Linked DNA regions of Homo sapiens: region 1 is linked to region 2. The links are chromatin loops, found by intact Hi-C in ENCODE. Cell type or tissue: heart right ventricle. All regions are shown on one strand. Links, peaks and the distances in the headings refer to the core of each region. The heading gives the core; the rest is flanking DNA.

Region 1 (8,327 bases), core at 49-8,048, 150 kb after region 2:
GTAGCCTCATAATCAGTCTAATTTGTCTTCATAGCACCTACCACGCCTTGACATATTTATAGACATTTCTTTGCTTATTGTCTGTCTCCACCCACTAGAATGTAAACTCCAGGAGGACAGGACCTGGTCTGTTTTGTTCACTGCTGTATTCTCAGTGCCTGGGATGGTGCCTGACATATAGTAGGCCCCTAACAAATATGTGGGTTTTTTTGTTTGTTTGTTTTTTGTTTTTTGTTTTTGAGACAGAGTATTGCTCTGTTACCCAGGTTGCAGTGCAGTGGCACGATCTCGGCTCACTGCAACCTCCACCTCCCAGGTTCAAGCGATTCTCCTGCTTTAGCCTCCTGAGTAGCTGGGATTACATGCTTTTGCCACCATGCCTCACTAATTTTTGTATTTTAAGTAGGGGCAGAGGTTTCACCATGTTGGCCAGGCTGATCTTGAACTCATGGCCTCAAGTGATCCACCCACCTCAGCTTCCCAAAGTGCTGGGATTACAGGTGTGAGCTCCCACCCCCAGTCACAAATATGTGTTGAATGAATACAAAGGGAAAATTCAGCTTGCTTTCACTAAGAGCATTTGACACTCCCGCTTCCATCAGCTGCTAAATTCGTCTTACCCCTCAAAGCCTTGCTCCTTTGTCCTCTCTTCAGGGACTTCTCCCTCATCTTCCCCAGCCCAGGGATTGATACAGCCACCCAACCAGCTGCTCCAGCCAGGAACTGGAAGATACCCTCACCTCCTCCTTCTTTCTTCCCACCTCTGCTCCCCGACTCCCCATTACTTCCAGTGTTCAATTAATCACCAACTCCAGTCCACTCTGCCTCTTTTTAAAAGTTTTTGGGACAGGGTCTCACTCTGTTGCCCAGGCTGGTCTCGAACTCCTAGGCTCAAGTAGTCCTCCCACCTCTGCCTCCCAAAGTGCTGGGGTTACAGGCATGAGCCACCGTGCCTGGCCTCCATTCTGCCTCTTAATTATCTCCTAAATCTGCTCATATCTCCCAATATTTGCTACACCCCCCCTACCAGGCAACCCTCCTATTTTCACTGGGTTACTGCACCAACTTTCTCACCAGCCTCCTGCCTCCAGTTTGGCCCCTGCCAGTCAGTCTCCATATTGCAATCAGTGATTGGTGTAAAGCTCAAATTTTCTCGGTAAACAAAGCATTGAGTCCTTAGTGGCCTGAGATAAAGTCCAAGATCTTAATGTGGGTTACAAAGCCCTGCCCCATCTGACCACAGCCTCATTCTTAGCCATACTCTGCTCCTGCCTCTTTGAACTATTTCCAGTTCCCCAAATGTGCTCCTGATAGTTATTTTGCCTGGGAGCTCAGGCCAACTCCTGCTCATCATTCAGGCCTCAGCTCGGATGTTGCTTTCTCCAGGAAAGCCTCCCTGACTTCTGTCCAACCAGGCTGGGCTAGAGGTCCTTAGTGTATCTTAGGGTATAGAATCAGGGCATTCTCCCTACCTGGAGGACTGCTGGTGGTCACTGGTCCAATTTCCACCCTTTTCCGTTTCTTGATAGTGTCACTGCTTAAATAGCCTTCTCTGCTTCTCCGATGCCTCTCACCCTTCAAGACCTATCTTTCTAGACTTGTTATCTAGAAAACTCTCTGGGGAGTAAAAAGAAGGCAGCCTCTGAGTGAGGATGCCCCAAGCTCAAGCCACCTCTGCCACTTCTTAGTGATACAACCTTGGGCATGTCATTGTAAAATGGAGATGATAACGTTAATATCTACCTCACAGTTGTTATAAGTAAAATTATAAATGTTAAAGGACAATTGGCCGGGCGCAGTGGCTCATGCCTAGAATCCCATCACTTTGGGAGGCCAAGGCGAACGGATCATCTGCGGTCAGGAGGTCGAGACCAGCCTGGCCAACATGGCGAAACCCTATCTCTACTAAAAACACAAAAATTAGTAGGGCGTGGTGGCACATGCCTGTAATTTCAGCTACTCAGGAGGCTGAGGCAGGAGAATTGCTTGAACCTGGGAGGCAGAGGTTGCAGTGAGCCGAGACTGTGCCATTGCACTGTAGCCTGGGCGACAAGAGCGAAACTCCATCTCAAAAAAAAAAAAAAAAAGAAAGAAAGATGTTAAAGGACAATGTAAACACTGCGATGTGTTATGGAGACGTGAGAATGATTATTCTCTGCTGGCACTGTGCTCCTGCAGCACTCACAGGCTGTGACCTGCCATTTGCATTTCATTATATCCTGCCTCCAGTGACCTGCTCTCTGCAACCAGTGTGGAAGCCAGCTAGGTTCTCTTCTCTAGCTCTTCCGCATCCCCTAGAGTTCAGAGATTAGTGGTGAGTAAATAGAAGGTGTATGTGATTATAACCAACTACCATTTATTTATCACCTACTATGCACTAATTACTTTACATATATTACAGTCAGGTACTGCATAATGATGTTTTACTCAACTACAGACCACATATACAGCAGTAGTTCCATAAGATTGGAACACCATGTTTTTATTGTACCTTTTTTATGATTGGGTATGTTTAGATACACAAATACTTACCATCATGTTACAATTGCCTACGGTGTTCAGTACGCTAACATGGTGTATAGGTTTGTAGCCTAGAAGCAATAGGCTGTGCCATATAGCCTAGGTGTGTAGGAGGCCATACTACCTAGGTTTGTGTAAGTACACTCTATGATGTTTACATGATGAAATCGCCTAATAACGCATTTCTCAGAATGTATCCTTGTTGTTAAGTAACGCATAGCTGTATTTCTTTTTCTTTTTCTTTTCTTTTTTTTTTTTTTGAGACGGAGTCTCACTCTGTCACCCAGGCTGGAGTGCAGTGGCGTGATCTTGGCTCACTGCAACCTCCACCTCCCAGGTTCAAGTGATTCTTCTGCCTCAGCCTCCCAAGTAGCTGGGACTACAGGCACACACCACCACGCCTGGCTAATTTTTGTATTTTTAGTAGAAACGGGGTTTCACCCTATTAGCCAGGCTGGTCTCGAACTTCTGACCTCGTGATCCGCCTGCCTCAGCCTCCCAAAGTTCTGGGATTACAGGCTTGAGCCACCACACCTGGCCCACATAGCTGTATTTCTAATTCTCAGAACTACCTGGGAGACAAGTAATTTTATCTCCACGATGCAACCTAAGGCTTAGAAAAATTAAATAACTTGCCGGGTGTGGTGGCTCACGCTTGTAATCCTAGCACTTTGGGAGGCCGAGGCGGGCGGATTGCCTGAGTTCAGGAGTTGGAGAACAGCGTGGGCAACACGGTGAAACCCCGTCTCTAATAAAATACAAAAAATTAGCTGGGCGTGGCGGCATGCGCCTGTAGTCCCAGCTACTTGGGAGGCTGAGGCAGGAGAATTGCTTGAACCCGGAAGGTGGAGGTTGCAGTGAGCCGAGATCATGCCACTGCACTCCAGCCTGGTGACAGAGCGAGACTCCATCTCAAAAAAAAAAAAAAAAGAAAGAAAGAAAGAAAGAAAGAAAAATTAAATAACTTGTCCAAGGTCACAGAGCTGTTGAGGTTAGGGACCTTGGGAATCTTTCTGGCACTTCCCCCAGCTTGATGTTAACAGGCTCATGGCCTTCCTCCTGCCGTTTCCTCTCTTGGTCATAAGCTGAGCTGTGTCCAGAGAAAGAGAAAAAATAAATCAAACTTGGGGCCTGGCAAAGGAGGTGAGTGTCATGCCACAGACCAGACACAGGGCAGGAGGAGACTTTTATTTTCTTTTATTTTATTTTTGAGACGGAGTTTCACTCTTGTCGCCCAGGCTGGGATGCAGTGGTGCAATCTCAGCTCACTGCAACCTCCGCCTCCCAGGTTCAAGCAATTTTCCTGCCTTAGCCTCCCAAGTAGCTGGGATTACAGGTGCCTGCCACCACGCCCAGCTAATTTTTGTATTTTTAGTAGAGACGGGGTTTCACCATGTTGGCCAGGCTGGTCTTGAACTCCTGACCTCAGGTGATCCTCCCGCCTCGGCCTCCCGAAGTGCTGGGATTACAGGCGTGAGCCACCGCACCCAGCCAGGAGGAGACTTTTAAAATGAAAATTAAGATACAGCTCCACCCAAAGCACTGTCACAAAGTCCTGGTTCTGTGAATGTAGAGTGTGACAGGTGGTCAGGAAAAGCCCTGCGACATCTTCTAGCTGTGTCAGCACTGAAGTGATGCCCACATCTTACACATGGAAAGTAGATCGGAGTGGGATCTGTTAGCCAGATCACTCACAGTAAGGGAATGGTCCGCTATTACAAGGGTTTCTATCCTCTATGACAAAGATTTTAATTTAGGAAGAGAAGATGCAGGGTTCATAGTGAGCCACAAGGTGGCACTGTGAGAGGAGGGCACACAAAGTACCGAATTAGAACCTCTGGACGTGAAGGATTAGAAGAGATTTTACAGCAGAGAAATACAAAGTAAACGCCTCCTTTTACAGAAGAGATATGAGGTCCAGAGAAGTTATCCAAGTTGTAGAGTTTTGTGGTTAAGCCAGTACCAGAGACCCAGGTCTGTCTGTTTCTAAGTGTGGTGCACTTAACCTGTAATGCTCACCAAATCACATCTACAGATTCCCACCCATTGCATGGTGTGATCTTACTCAAGTCACTGATGTATTTCTGGGTCTCAGTCTTCCTGACCATAGAATGTAGGACTAGTCTAGATCTGGTTTTCTTTTTCTTTTTCCTTTTTTTTGAGACGGAGTTTTGCTCTTGTTGCCCAGACTGGAGTACAATGACGTGATCTCAGCTCACTGCAACCTCCGCCTCCTGGGTTCAAGCGATTTTTCTGCCTCAGCCTCCCGAGTAGTTGGGACTATGGGCGCATGTCACCACGCCCAGCTAATTTTTGTATTATTAATAGAGACGGGGGTTTCACCATATTGGCCACGCTGGTCTCGAACTCCTGACCTCAGGTGATGTGCCCACCTCGGTTTCCCAAAGTGCTGGGATTACAGGCGTGAGCCACCGCGCCTGGCCTCATTTTTATATTTTTCTTTTTTTGTTTGAGATGGAGTCTCACTCTGTCACCCAGGCTAGAGTGCAGTGGCATGATCTTGGTTCACTGCAACCTCTGCCTCCTAGACTCAAGTGATTCTCCTGCCTCAGCCTCCCGAATAGGGCTGAGATTATAGGCATGCACCACCATGCTCAGCTAATTTTTTTGTATTTTTAGTAGAGATGGGGTTTCACCATGTTGGCCAGGCTGGTCTCGAACTCCTGACCTCAAATGGCTCGCCCGCCTCGCCTCCCAGAATGCTGGGATTACAGGTGTGAGCCACCGTGCCTGGGTTTTTTTGTTTGTTTGTTTTTGTTTGTCTGTTTGTTTAGGAGCAGAAGTTTAATAGGTAAGAGAAAGAGAAAGGAAAACAGCTCTCTTCTCTAGTGAAAGAGAGGGGACTTCTGAGAGGAAAAGGCTGGCCAGTGGCGGATGCACTGGATTTTATATGCAGGCTTGAGGAGGTGCTGTCTGCATAGACAGAAAGGATAGGAGACATGGCAGTCATGGACAGAAAAGGAGGAGATTACGACAGAAAAGTTGGAGATCCTGTTGCTGACACCCCATCGGGTGGTTGGAGGCTGGGGTCAGTCCAGAAGCCTTTGGATAACACCAGGGGGTAGCCTCAGCCAGAAATCCTCAGTTACTTCCAGGACCTCTTCCAGCCCCACATGACAGCTAAGTCCTCTGTGAAAGGAAGCTGGTTCAAACATGGCTAATATGCCCAGCAATCTGTGGGTACTGGGGGATTCTCCGTGTTCTCCTCAGCAAGCCTCACATCTAAGTCTTTAAGAACACGCCATGCTAATCGCATTCTTAAATGGCTGAAGGATGCCTGTTAGTGATTTGATTTGGTTCTAAAATGGAGGCCTGACACGGTGTGGCCGACACCTGGTATCCCATCATTTTGGTAGGCTGAGGCAGGCAGATCACCTGATGTCAGGAGTTCAAGACCAGCCTGGCCAACAAGACAAAACCCCATCTCTACTAACAATACAAAATTAGCTCAGCATGGTGGTGCAGGCCTGTAATCCCAGCTACTTGGGAGGCTGAGGCAGGAGAATCATTTGAACCTGGGAGGTGGAGGTTGCTGTGAGCCGAGATTATACTACTGTACTCCCGCCTGGGTCAGAGAGGAAGATCCTGCCTCAAAGTAAAATAAAATAAAATATAATAAAATAAACTGGAGGCTGAGAGCCCCAAAATGAAAGGACAGAGTTGGAGTCTGCTCCTCTACTCACTGTTTTTTTTTTTTTTTTTGCCAGTCTTTGTCAGAAAATATATTTATTATTGATAGTGAGTGAAGTAAAGATGTGAGTATTCACTATAGAGGTTATATCAGCCAAGGTTGCCTTCATATTGATAAAAATACCTTATCTCACTTGTAATCATAAACATTATTCCAGTAGAAGAGGTACATTTTCTCTCCTTTTTGTCTTCTTGCCTGTATAATCACCATAATAAGTTACAATGAAATAGCTTTTATATAATCAAAGGAGAAAAGAAAGAGAGACAAAACCAACATGCCACAGCCTAGACAATTCCATCCAGCACTGCTGCCTCCAGATCTGTTTTCTGGCTTTCTCCACCCAGCACTGCTGCCTCCAGATCTATGTTTTGTGGCTCTCTCCTCACCCTACTCCAATTAATTTAGCCCCCGACCCCATCTACTTTGTTAGGGTGGAGGTTCACCAAATGATGGGGCTTGTTCAGAAGAGAAACATTTTATGGTCAGTGGAAGTTGAGTAGAAAGTACCAAAATGTGGAGAGGGCTGCCCTTCTCTTTTAATCATCATAAGAGGGTTTGCTAATACTGAAGAGTGTCCTTTAATGACTGATCCCTGATCAAGGCTTTGGCCCTTCAAATTGCTGCTGTTCAAAATGTGAAATGATTCTGCTGAATCCATTCTTGGTGTCTCTCTTTAGTGGTCTTCTCATTAGTGGTCTTCTCTTCAAATGGGTTGTTTTCTCACTAGGAAAAACAATGTTCCATCTCTGGAATTAACGTTGATGGTGTTTTGCTCATTCTGAAAGTTTTTATCCTCCCTTCTCAAGCATGGCCACTCTGGGTGGCCAGAGTGGAGCATTTGAAGGTCTGGTGGGTGTTCTCACGGTAACACTGAAGAATTTTGGCCTGCAGATCAGCACAGACTGGATGAGACTCATACCGCTTGAACTTTGCTTCCACCTCTTCAGCAGCTTTCTGATATTGTTCAGTGGTGACTCTGAAGAACTCTGAGTTCCTCTTCTCCAGTCTAGCCAGCTGTTCGTTGTAGAATGCATCCTGCTTCTTTAGCACTCGGTCTTTCTCTTCCAGCTGCCTAGCCAGGTGCTTTGCCTTAGCGCGTTCCTCCTCGCTAGATATCCTCTCCCGAAGGATGGCTCTGGTTAACTGCTCATTGGCAGCAACCCTCTCTCGGTCCAGCTCTTTGGCTGCTTTAGTCGTTTCTCATCTTCAGATTCTTTCTTGGCTTGCTCCAATGCCAGCTCCTCAGCTACTCTTCTTTTCAATTCTTCATCAGAAACTGAGGCACCATAAGCACCAGAATACCGCTGAGACTTCGAACCAGATGGAGAGGATTCCTTCATTCGATCAATCACATTTTCTGAAAGCCGGATGCCCTTCACCACGGTAATGTTCTCATTCTCGTCCGCCTCGAAGGTGACCCGGCGGGTGCTGGTGGTCCCACCCATGGCTCCGGTTCCTGCCCCAGCGGAGACCTAGCGCGGAACCACGAGCACTTCGGGGCCCCCGCGCCCACACGCGCATGGAAGGGCCTGGATTCTTTTCCCGCACGGCGGGAGCAAGGCCACGGCCCCTACTCACTGTTTCAATGAATTATGTACCTTGGTATCCTGGACAAGGTCCCCAATATGAAGCAACTATGTTGTCTGGGTAAGTACCCAGGGTTCATCATCTCACACCAAGAAAATTTAGGATATGGACACACATGAGGAGTTTAGGAGCAGAGGTTTAATAGGCAAGAGAAAGAGAAAGAAAGAGAAAGGAAAACAGCTCTCTCTCTAGTGAGAGAGGGGGGACTTCTGAGAGGAAAAATCCCCCTCTTTTTTTTTTTTTTTTTTTTGAGACGGAGTCCTGCTCTGTCACTCAGGCTGGAGTGCATTGGCGCAATCTCAGCTCACTGCAACCGCCACCTCCCAGGTTCAAGCGATTCTCCTGCCTCAGCCTCCTGAGTAGCTGAGTAGCAGGCAGATTACTTGAGCTCAGAAGTTCAAGATCAGCCTGGGCAACAACATGGGGAAACTCTGTCTCTACCAAAAAAAAAGTAGAGATGAGATCTTGCTATGTTGCCCAGGCTGGTCGTAAACTTGAACCAGGGAGG
Region 2 (8,327 bases), core at 217-8,216:
TCAAAGGCCTGGCCACCTTGCCTCAGTTTGGGTCCACTCTGAAGGGCCTTCCCAGTTTCTCAGGGAAACCACTTCTTTTTTTTTTTTTTTTTTCGAGGTGGAGTCTCCCTCTGTCGCCCAGGCTGGAGTGCAGTGGCGCGATCTCGGCTCACTGCAACCTCTGCCTCCCGGGTTCACGCCATTCTCCTGTCTTAGCCTCCTGAGTAGCTGGGACTATAGGCACCTGCCACCACGCCTGGCTAATTTTTTGTATTTTTAGTAGAGATGGGGTTTCACCATGTTAGCCAGGATATTCTCGATCTCCTGACCTTGTGATCTGCCCACTTCGGCCTCCCAAAGTGCTGGGATTACAGGTGTGAGCCACTGCGCCCGGCAATCCAATTTCTAACTACATATTTATTCGTGTGATTAACTACTGGATGTCTGTAAGTCGTCCAGGTGCAAGGACAGTACCTACCTCGTTCACCAGGATATACTGGAAGCCCGGCACCATGCCTGGCTTACATAAGAGGCACTCTGTAAAAGCTGAATGAGTGAATGGAGGGATGAATGAATGAAAGCACTCTGTAAACTCTAAAGCAGGAGTGATGGGAAAGGATGGACGATAGTAATTGTAAAATAACTACTGTCTAGCAGGCAGAGGCAGCAACACAGCAGGAGTCTCCCCAGCCTGTGGCTGGGCAGGCTGTACCCTGAGTGGCCTCTTCCCCACCGCACCTCACCCTACACTCCAGGGTCACAAGCTTGGTAAGTCTGAAAATAACAGCAGCTATTTCACCCATACTGCCTCATTGAACCTGCACGAGAGGATCTTGGGGTGATGCTATCATTATTCCCACTGTAAAGATTTGGAAACTGGGGCTCAGGGAGCTTCAGTAATTTACCCAAGATAAATGAATGGTGGGGCTGGGATTCAAACATAGGTCTATCGAAGGTCATAGCCCACCCAAGCGTTCATGTTGACACTCTCCTGCCCCTCTGGTCACCTTTAAACCTTTCAATCTCTTCATCCCCATCTTTTTTTTTTTTTTTTTTTTTGAGATGGAGTCTTGCTCTGTCACACAGGCTGGAGTGCAGTGGTGTGACCTCAGTTCACTGCAACCTCCGCCTCTTGGGTTCAAACAATTCTTTTGCCTCAGCCTCCAGAGTAGATGGGACTACAGTTGCCCACCACCACACCTGGCTAATTTGTGTATTTTTAGTAGAGATGGGGTTTCACCATGTTGGCCAGGCTGGTCTCGAACTCTTGATCTCAAGTGATCGCCCGCCTCAGCCTCCTAAAGTGCTGGGATTACAGGCATGAGCCACCATGCCAGGCCACCCGTCCCCATCTTGTCTTCTCTGGAGTCCCTGTGCTCTCCCCAGCAGCTTTGAGCAGGCACCTCTCAGAGCCTCATTTTACCTGTCTGTAAAATGGACACACACATCTCTGACTGTTTTGTAATGAAGGTCCACGAGGATGGGAATGTTTTTTGTAAAACATGTAAACATGTTCTGTGTAAAAGGGCTGAGTGAGGTGGAGCCCAGGTAGTGAAGACGCTGCAGTGACCTGCCCAAGGTCACCCTGTGGTGGCAGGGGAACAGGTCTCTGCCCTCTGGCTGGGCACCATGGGCAAGTGAGTGTGAGGGTGGGTGGCTGTGTGAGTGTGACTGTGCGTGTAGACTACCCCAGGACCAACCTCTTGAAGGTCAAGAAAAGCCCCTGTTGCAGGCCGGGCATGGGTGGCTCACGCCTGTAATCCCAACACTTTGGGAGGCCGAGGCGGGTGGATCATCTGAGGTCAGGAGTTTGAGACCAGCCTGGCCAACAGGGTGAAATCCCGTCTCTACTAAAAACACAAATATTGGCCCGGCGTGGTGGTGGGCACCTGTAATCCCAGCTACTCAGAAGCAGAGGCAGGAGAATTTCTTGAACCTTGGGAGGCAGAGGTTGCAGTGAGCCAAGTTTGCGCCGTTGCACCCGAGCCTGGGTGACAAGAGAGAAACTCCGATTCAAAAAAAAAAAAAAAAAAAAGGAAAAGCCCCTGCTGCTTCCAATTTTAAGGCTTCCAGTGTTATTAAATTAAAAAATAAAAAGGCTGCGGAAAACATCATGCATTTTAAAGGTTTATGTTTAACAAACGAACTTTTTAAAAACACACACACAATGCAATGCCATGTAATTGTGCTATTATTCACAAGATAATTAGAGGATTTATAGAAAATATGAATTCATAGTGCACAGTGGGAGGTGTGGCTGGGTAATGAGATGCAAGCGCACAGTGGCCTGGCGAGCAGCTCCTGCGTTCCTCCCATTGTGTCCCTTTGTTACTACATGTTACATCCTCATTTGGGCATACCAGTGGGCAAGAGACCTTCCTCCACCTGGCCTCTGCCTCGTGTTATCTCCCCACACTCGGCACCCTCTCTGGCTTTTTTTTTTTTGAGACAGTGTCTTTTTTTGAGACACAGGGCAGGGACAAGTCTTTGGTTAATCTTCCATTAATTAATCTATGTATCAGTTACTCACAGATGTTTATTGAGCTCCTATTTTGTATTCTGGAATCCATGTTTTGCTCTGGGGACATGGCAGTGAAGAAAACAGACAAGGTCCCTGCTCTCGGGAAGCCCACAGTCTTGGGTGGGAGACAGACACTTAAGTAAATCAGGCCATATAAACAGTGATAGGGGCTGTGAAGGGCATTAACAGGAACTGAGATGGAATTACAGGAGACTGGCCGGATGCAGTGGCTCACGCTTGTGAGCTGGGATTACAGGGGTCTGCCACCATGCCTGGCTAATTTTTTGTATTTTTACGTTATTTATTTATTTATTTATTTTTGAGACAGAGTCTTGCTTTGTTGCCCAGGCTAGAGTACAGTAGCGCTATCTCAGCTCACTGCAACCTCTGCCTCTCAGGTTCAGTTCAAGTGATTCTCCTGTCTCAGCTTCCCGAGCAGCTGGGATTGCAGGCGCCCGCCACCACGCTCGGCTAATTTTTGTATTTTTAGTAGAGACAGGGTTTCATTGTGTTGGCCAGGCTGGTCTCGAACTCCGACCTCAAGTGATCCACCCACCTTGGTCTCCCAAAGTGCTGGGATTACAGGTGTGAGCCACTGTGCCCAGTCCCAAACCATATTTGAATTAGAGCTGAAGGGCTCCAGGCCCAAATGACTGTTGAGGGGCAGGACCAGCTGCGTCACTGTCACTCTCCTTTCCAGAGAAAAGCTATTCTGGTCCAATTCCTAGCTGCGTGCCTTTGGGAAAACTCTTTCATCTCTCTGTGCCTCAGTTTCTTCATCTGTAAAATTTTTTTTTTTTTTGAGACAGCATCTTGCTCTTGTTGCCAAGGCTGGAGTGCAATGGCGCAATCTTAGCTCACTGCCATCTCCGCCTCCCAAGTTCAAGTGATTCTCCTGCCTCAGCCTCCTGAGTAGCTGGATTACAGGTACCCGCCACCATGACCGGCTAATTTTTTGTATTTTCAGTAGAGACGGGGTTTCACCATGTTGACCAGGCTGGTCTTGAATTGCTGACTACAGGTGATCCTCCTGCCTCAGCCTCCCAAAGTTCTGGGATTACAGGCGTGAGCCACCACATCTGGATTTTTTTTTTGAGACGTAGTCTCGCTCTGTCGCCCATGCTGGAGAGCACTGGCATAATCTTGGCCCACCGCAACCTCCGCCGCCTGGTTCAAGCGATTCTCCTGCCTCAGCCTCCAGAGTAGCCGGGATTACAGGCATCCACCACCACGTTCGGCTAATTTTTGTATTTTTAGTAGAGACGGGATTTCACCATGTTGGCCAGGCTGGTCTCGAACTACTGACCTCAGGTGATCCGCCTGCCTGGGTCTCCCAAAGTGCTGGGATTACAGGTGTGAGCCACTGCGCCCAGCTGTAAAATGATAATAAGCATACCTTAAATATAACTTCCTTTTAAGGCTATTCAAGAAATAAATGTGCTAAGGGCCTGTAAAGGGCTGAGCACAGAGGCTGGCATAGTCAGTGCTCAATAAATGGAAAGGAGAAGATGGAGATGAGGAGGATGGAGGTCCAGAAAGTTGGAGAAGTGTTGGCCTGGTTTCCTCTATCCTGGGACGTCAGGGCTCCCCTCAGCCTTGGCAGTTCCAGGAATGGCCACGAGATGGCGCCTGAATCCCAGTTATGAGGGACTCAGCGGCGCTTCTTAGCAGAGGAAGCTGTTTGCGGGGAAAAAGGGCCAGAGAAGCAGGTAGGCTCCTCAAGCTTGGATGGAGTGGGGCTTGGCACTAGATTTGCTTAAAGTCCAGCCACTTCAGCCTCTCCCTTCGGTTTGTCTCCTAGGGGTTCCCTGTACGTACCCCTTTCCCTCCAGCACTGGAGCCCGAGTCTCCCGCTGAGCAGGCACCTCTCCCTCCACGCCCAGGCTTCTTAAACCAACCCCTCCTCCCCTTGTCATTCATGAACCAGGTAGGAGGACTTAACGGAACACTTCCTGTGGGCCTTGCAGGGTGGGGAGCCAGAGGAAATGACCTGGTTCCTGTTCTTAGCATCCTGGGGGTGGGATAGGAGGTAGGAATAGAAACCAAAAGAGATAAATGGAAAACAGGCAGGATTGGCTTAAGACTTCTCCATCTGTAGGCCGAACCCGTTATCCTCATTTTGCAGATGCAGAAACTGAGGCTCAGAAGCGTTCGGCCACGTGCATGCATTGCCTTTCCCATTGGTGCTCCATCGCCAGTAATGGATAAGTAATAAGTAATAAGGTGAGTTATATCTAAATATATCCATAGACTCATTCAACAGCATCTACAAGAGCGCCGCAGTTCCAGCAAGGATCAGACTTGGCCCCTGCCCTTGGGAGCTGGCAGTCTGGAGGGTGAGGCTGGGTCTGGGGACCCAGAGGATGCAGTTGTTGGTCTCACCTGAACCGGTTGTGGGAGGGAAGGGAGGAAATGTGTGAGAGACTTTGTAGATTTCTTATGCGCAAAGGACCTGCTCCAGGATAACTTTCAAAGAGGCAATATCATGACTCCCATACAAATTAAAATGAACATGTGTCAAAGATTTTCTTTGACTTATTAATTGACATGGAATCAGCAAGATGTTAAAATAAGTTCAACTGAGAATTTGACTTACGGGTATTTATATTCTCTACTGGACAAAATTCCTTTGCACGGTTATGAGCAGGAATCATTTGCTTTGTGATCTGTTTTCCTCAGATTGCCTCTATCCCTACAGAGCTATAAAGCCAATCAAAGACAATCAAAAGCACACAAGCACACACCCCTAAAGAATCAGATCATCACTAGAGGGTCACAGCCAACACCCGGCACTCCTCTGAAAGGAACACACCCAGAAATCTCTTGCCTTTTCCCAGGCTTTGATATATTTTCTTGGCCGACTCCTGGAAGGATCAGGATGAATCAGGTAGCAGCCATTGCTGAGCAGGCAGGCCATCTTAGAGCTTGGTCCTCCTCTTTGCAAAATCTTCCCCATTCAGGCGGTAACTTCTAGCTGCAGCCAGGGTCAGTAACCGCCAGCAGGTGGCGCTGAGGCAAAAATCTCAGCCGCACGTGGGGAATTCTTTGACCCTTGCGGCCCCGCAGGAGTCAGGTTTCCTGACTTCAGGATTTCACGGGACCCTTTCTCCCCACCCCCTCCCCACCTTCTTCTTCTCCTCCTTCTCCTTATCCTTCTTCTCCTCCTCCTTCCTTCTTTTTTTTTTTGGTTGTTGTTGTTTAGTTTTTTGAGACGTGGTCTCGCTATGTTGCCCAAGCTGGTCTTGAACCCCTGGGCTCAAGTGATTCACCCGCCTCGGCCTCCCAAAGTGCAGGGATCACAGGCGTGAGTCACCGCGCCGGGCCATTCCCCCTCTTTTGGGTCAAGTTTTCTCATGATCACAGGGCTGCTTCCAAGTGAGCTCATCTCCAGCCATAAATTCAGCCATTCACTGATTCAATCAATCTTTGATTTGACAAAGTGTCCAGGCCCCAAGTCGTATTCCTGAGGCTCTCCAGGAATTCTTTGTGTCCAAGAAGCAGCCCTTGTCTCTGCTTGTCCGGCTTTGCTGCTCCCAGAAGGAGCAAGGCCTCACTCACCTTTGAGGATGAATTCTGCCATCTCAGGGCCCCATCCCATGCTGCCCCCCCCCCCACCCCTGCCCTGCCTTTGGGTGTATCCACACCCCCCTGGAAACCTGGAAAAGGCACCTCAGCAGAGGATGAATAAAAAGCTTTACTTCTTTCTCTCCTTTCAAGCTCTCATTCCTCCCCCCCCTTTTTTTTCTTGAGACAAAATCTTATTCCGTCACCCAGGCTGGAGTGCAGGGGTGCGATCTCGGCTCACTGCAACCTCTGCCTCCTGGATGCAAGTGATTCTCATGCCTCAGCCTCCCGAGTAGCTGGAATTACAGGTGCACACCACCACGCCCAGCTAATTTTTGTATTTTTAGTAGAGACGGAGTTTCACCATGCTGGCCAGGCTGGTCTCGAACTCCTGACCTCAGGTGATACGCCTGCCTCAGCCTCCCAATGTGCTGGGATTACAGGTGTGAGCCACCGCTTCCGGCTTCATTCCCATTTTACAGGTGAGAAAGTGGCTACTGCTCCTCTGGGTCTGTCCTGGTCGTCGGGGAAGGCTGTATCTCTTTGCTATACTCGGCTTTACTCAGGCCAGAGGATGGCTGAAGAGCTGTCCCCAGGCCTCACTGTTTCCCTGGCCTTCCCATAAACTCACATTCATGGAGGACTGCAGCATAAGAAGCACCTCCTATGCGCTTCCCAAGGGCCTGGAAAGTTCTCCAGAATGTAGTGGGAATAACTACAAGCACAGTCCCATCCCAACTCAGCAGGCAAGGAGTGCTGGGGTGACCACAGCTCCCTCCTCAGCTGAGACCCTGCCCTGGGGTAGGGGCAGCAGGCCAAGGGGAAGGAGGTGGGCAGGCAGGGTGTGCAGGCCATCATGGTAGTGAGGTCTGCACCGGGGCCAGGGCACACATCTGTCCCACTGGGTGCTGGCTGGGCAGTGTTTCCCTGGCTCCTTGGCTCTTCCCTGTATGCTGGGTGCACAATTGTGGGGCATCAGGGAGAAAACCTTCCTCTTCTAGGTTAGGGTCTCTGCCCTCTGCCCCGTGACTGTGACAGCAGCAGGAAAGAAGTCACCACAGTGCTCCTGCGTCTCAGGGATTCCCTAAAAGGAGAATCAGAGAAAAGAGTAGGAGTCCTTGGGAAGCAGATCCTGAGCAGAAAGGTCCCTGGTCTCTGGCCACCTGAGGCCTATAGGCAGTGAGATCTGCTGGGAATGAAGTGGATGGTGGGGTAAATTTGAAGGCAGGTAGGGGAGAAGCAGCACCAGACCCCCAGGGCCCGGACAGGCCAGCGGGCTTCCTGCAGTTTGCACGACCTTGCATCTCCCTTCCTTTCCTGGGAAGCATGTGGTCTGATAGCTTCCAGGATGACAGCTTGTGCTGGGGCCTGGACTTCTCTGCTCTGACAGATTCAGACATCTGTCTTAGTTTGTTTTCTGTTGCTTACAACAGAATACTGAAACTGGGTAATTTCTAAAGGAAATGAATGTATTTTTAAAGTTCTGGAGGCTGGGAAGTCCAAGGTCGAGGGGCCACATCTGGTGGGAGTCTTCTTGCTGGTGGGAGCTCTCTGCAGACTCCTGTGGGAGGGCATGACGTCGCATGGTGAGGGGGCTGAGTGGTGTCCCTCAGTGTCCCTTCCTCTTCTTATAAAGTCCTCAGTCCCACTCCTATAATCACCAATTAACTCATTAATCCATTAACCCACGAGATTAATCCATTCATGAGGGCAGAGCCTTCATGATCCAATCACCTCTTAGAGGTCCTACCTCTCAATATGGCCACACTGGGGATTACATTTCGGCATAGGCTGGGTGCACTGGCTCATGCCTGCAATCCCAGCACTTTGAGAGGCCAAGGTGGGCTGATTGCTTGAGCCCAGGAGTTCCAGACCAGTCTGGGCAACATGGTGAAACCCCATCTTGACAAAATATAAAAAAATTAGCCAGGCATGGTGGTATGCACGTGTAGTCCTAGCTACTCCAGGGGCTGAGGTGGGAAGATTGCCTGAGCCCAGGGAGGTTGACGCTGCAGTGAGCCATGACTGTGCCACTGCACTCCAGCCTATGCAACAGAGCGAGGTCCTGTCTCAAATATATAAAAGAGCTGGGCGCGGTGGCTCACACCTGTAATCCCAGCACTCTGGGAGGCTGAGGCGGGCGGATCATGAGGTCAGGAGATCGAGACCATCCTGGCTAACACGGTGAAACCCCTTCTCTACTAAATATACAAAAAAATTAGCCGGGCGTGGTGGCAGGTGCCTGTAGTCCCAGCTCCTCGGG

The links. Hi-C counts contacts between places; a loop is a spot of excess contacts. Peaks named below come from ENCODE experiments on the same cell type or tissue, not always from the same donor. Only the 100,000 strongest peaks of a DNase experiment are listed, where the experiment ranks them.
Region 1: a loop joins it to region 2, with 2.9 times the contacts of the local background. A loop is called at or near these places in 12 of 110 quality-filtered maps.

The regions. Positions count from the first base shown.
Region 1 is chr1:27,193,797-27,202,123 of GRCh38, forward strand. It overlaps the pseudogene CHCHD3P3. Among named protein-coding and RNA genes, the nearest start is that of WDTC1-DT, 36 kb to the right of the region's middle. In heart right ventricle, for the core only: CTCF peaks have their summits at 4,312 (motif pointing right) and 4,512; a DNase peak (open chromatin) is centred at 4,280.
Region 2 is chr1:27,040,593-27,048,919 of GRCh38, forward strand. LOC101928391 (a long non-coding RNA gene) reads left to right here. Exons shown (of 8, transcript XR_007065559.1): 4 at 4,302-4,427; 5 at 4,626-4,723. Among named protein-coding and RNA genes, the nearest start is that of TENT5B, 32 kb to the left of the region's middle. RefSeq lists enhancers at 1,682-2,234, 5,712-6,212. In heart right ventricle, for the core only: CTCF peaks have their summits at 4,114 (motif pointing right), 5,492 (motif pointing right) and 5,699; DNase peaks (open chromatin) are centred at 4,129 and 5,509; H3K4me3 peaks cover 699 bases; H3K27ac peaks cover 3,438 bases.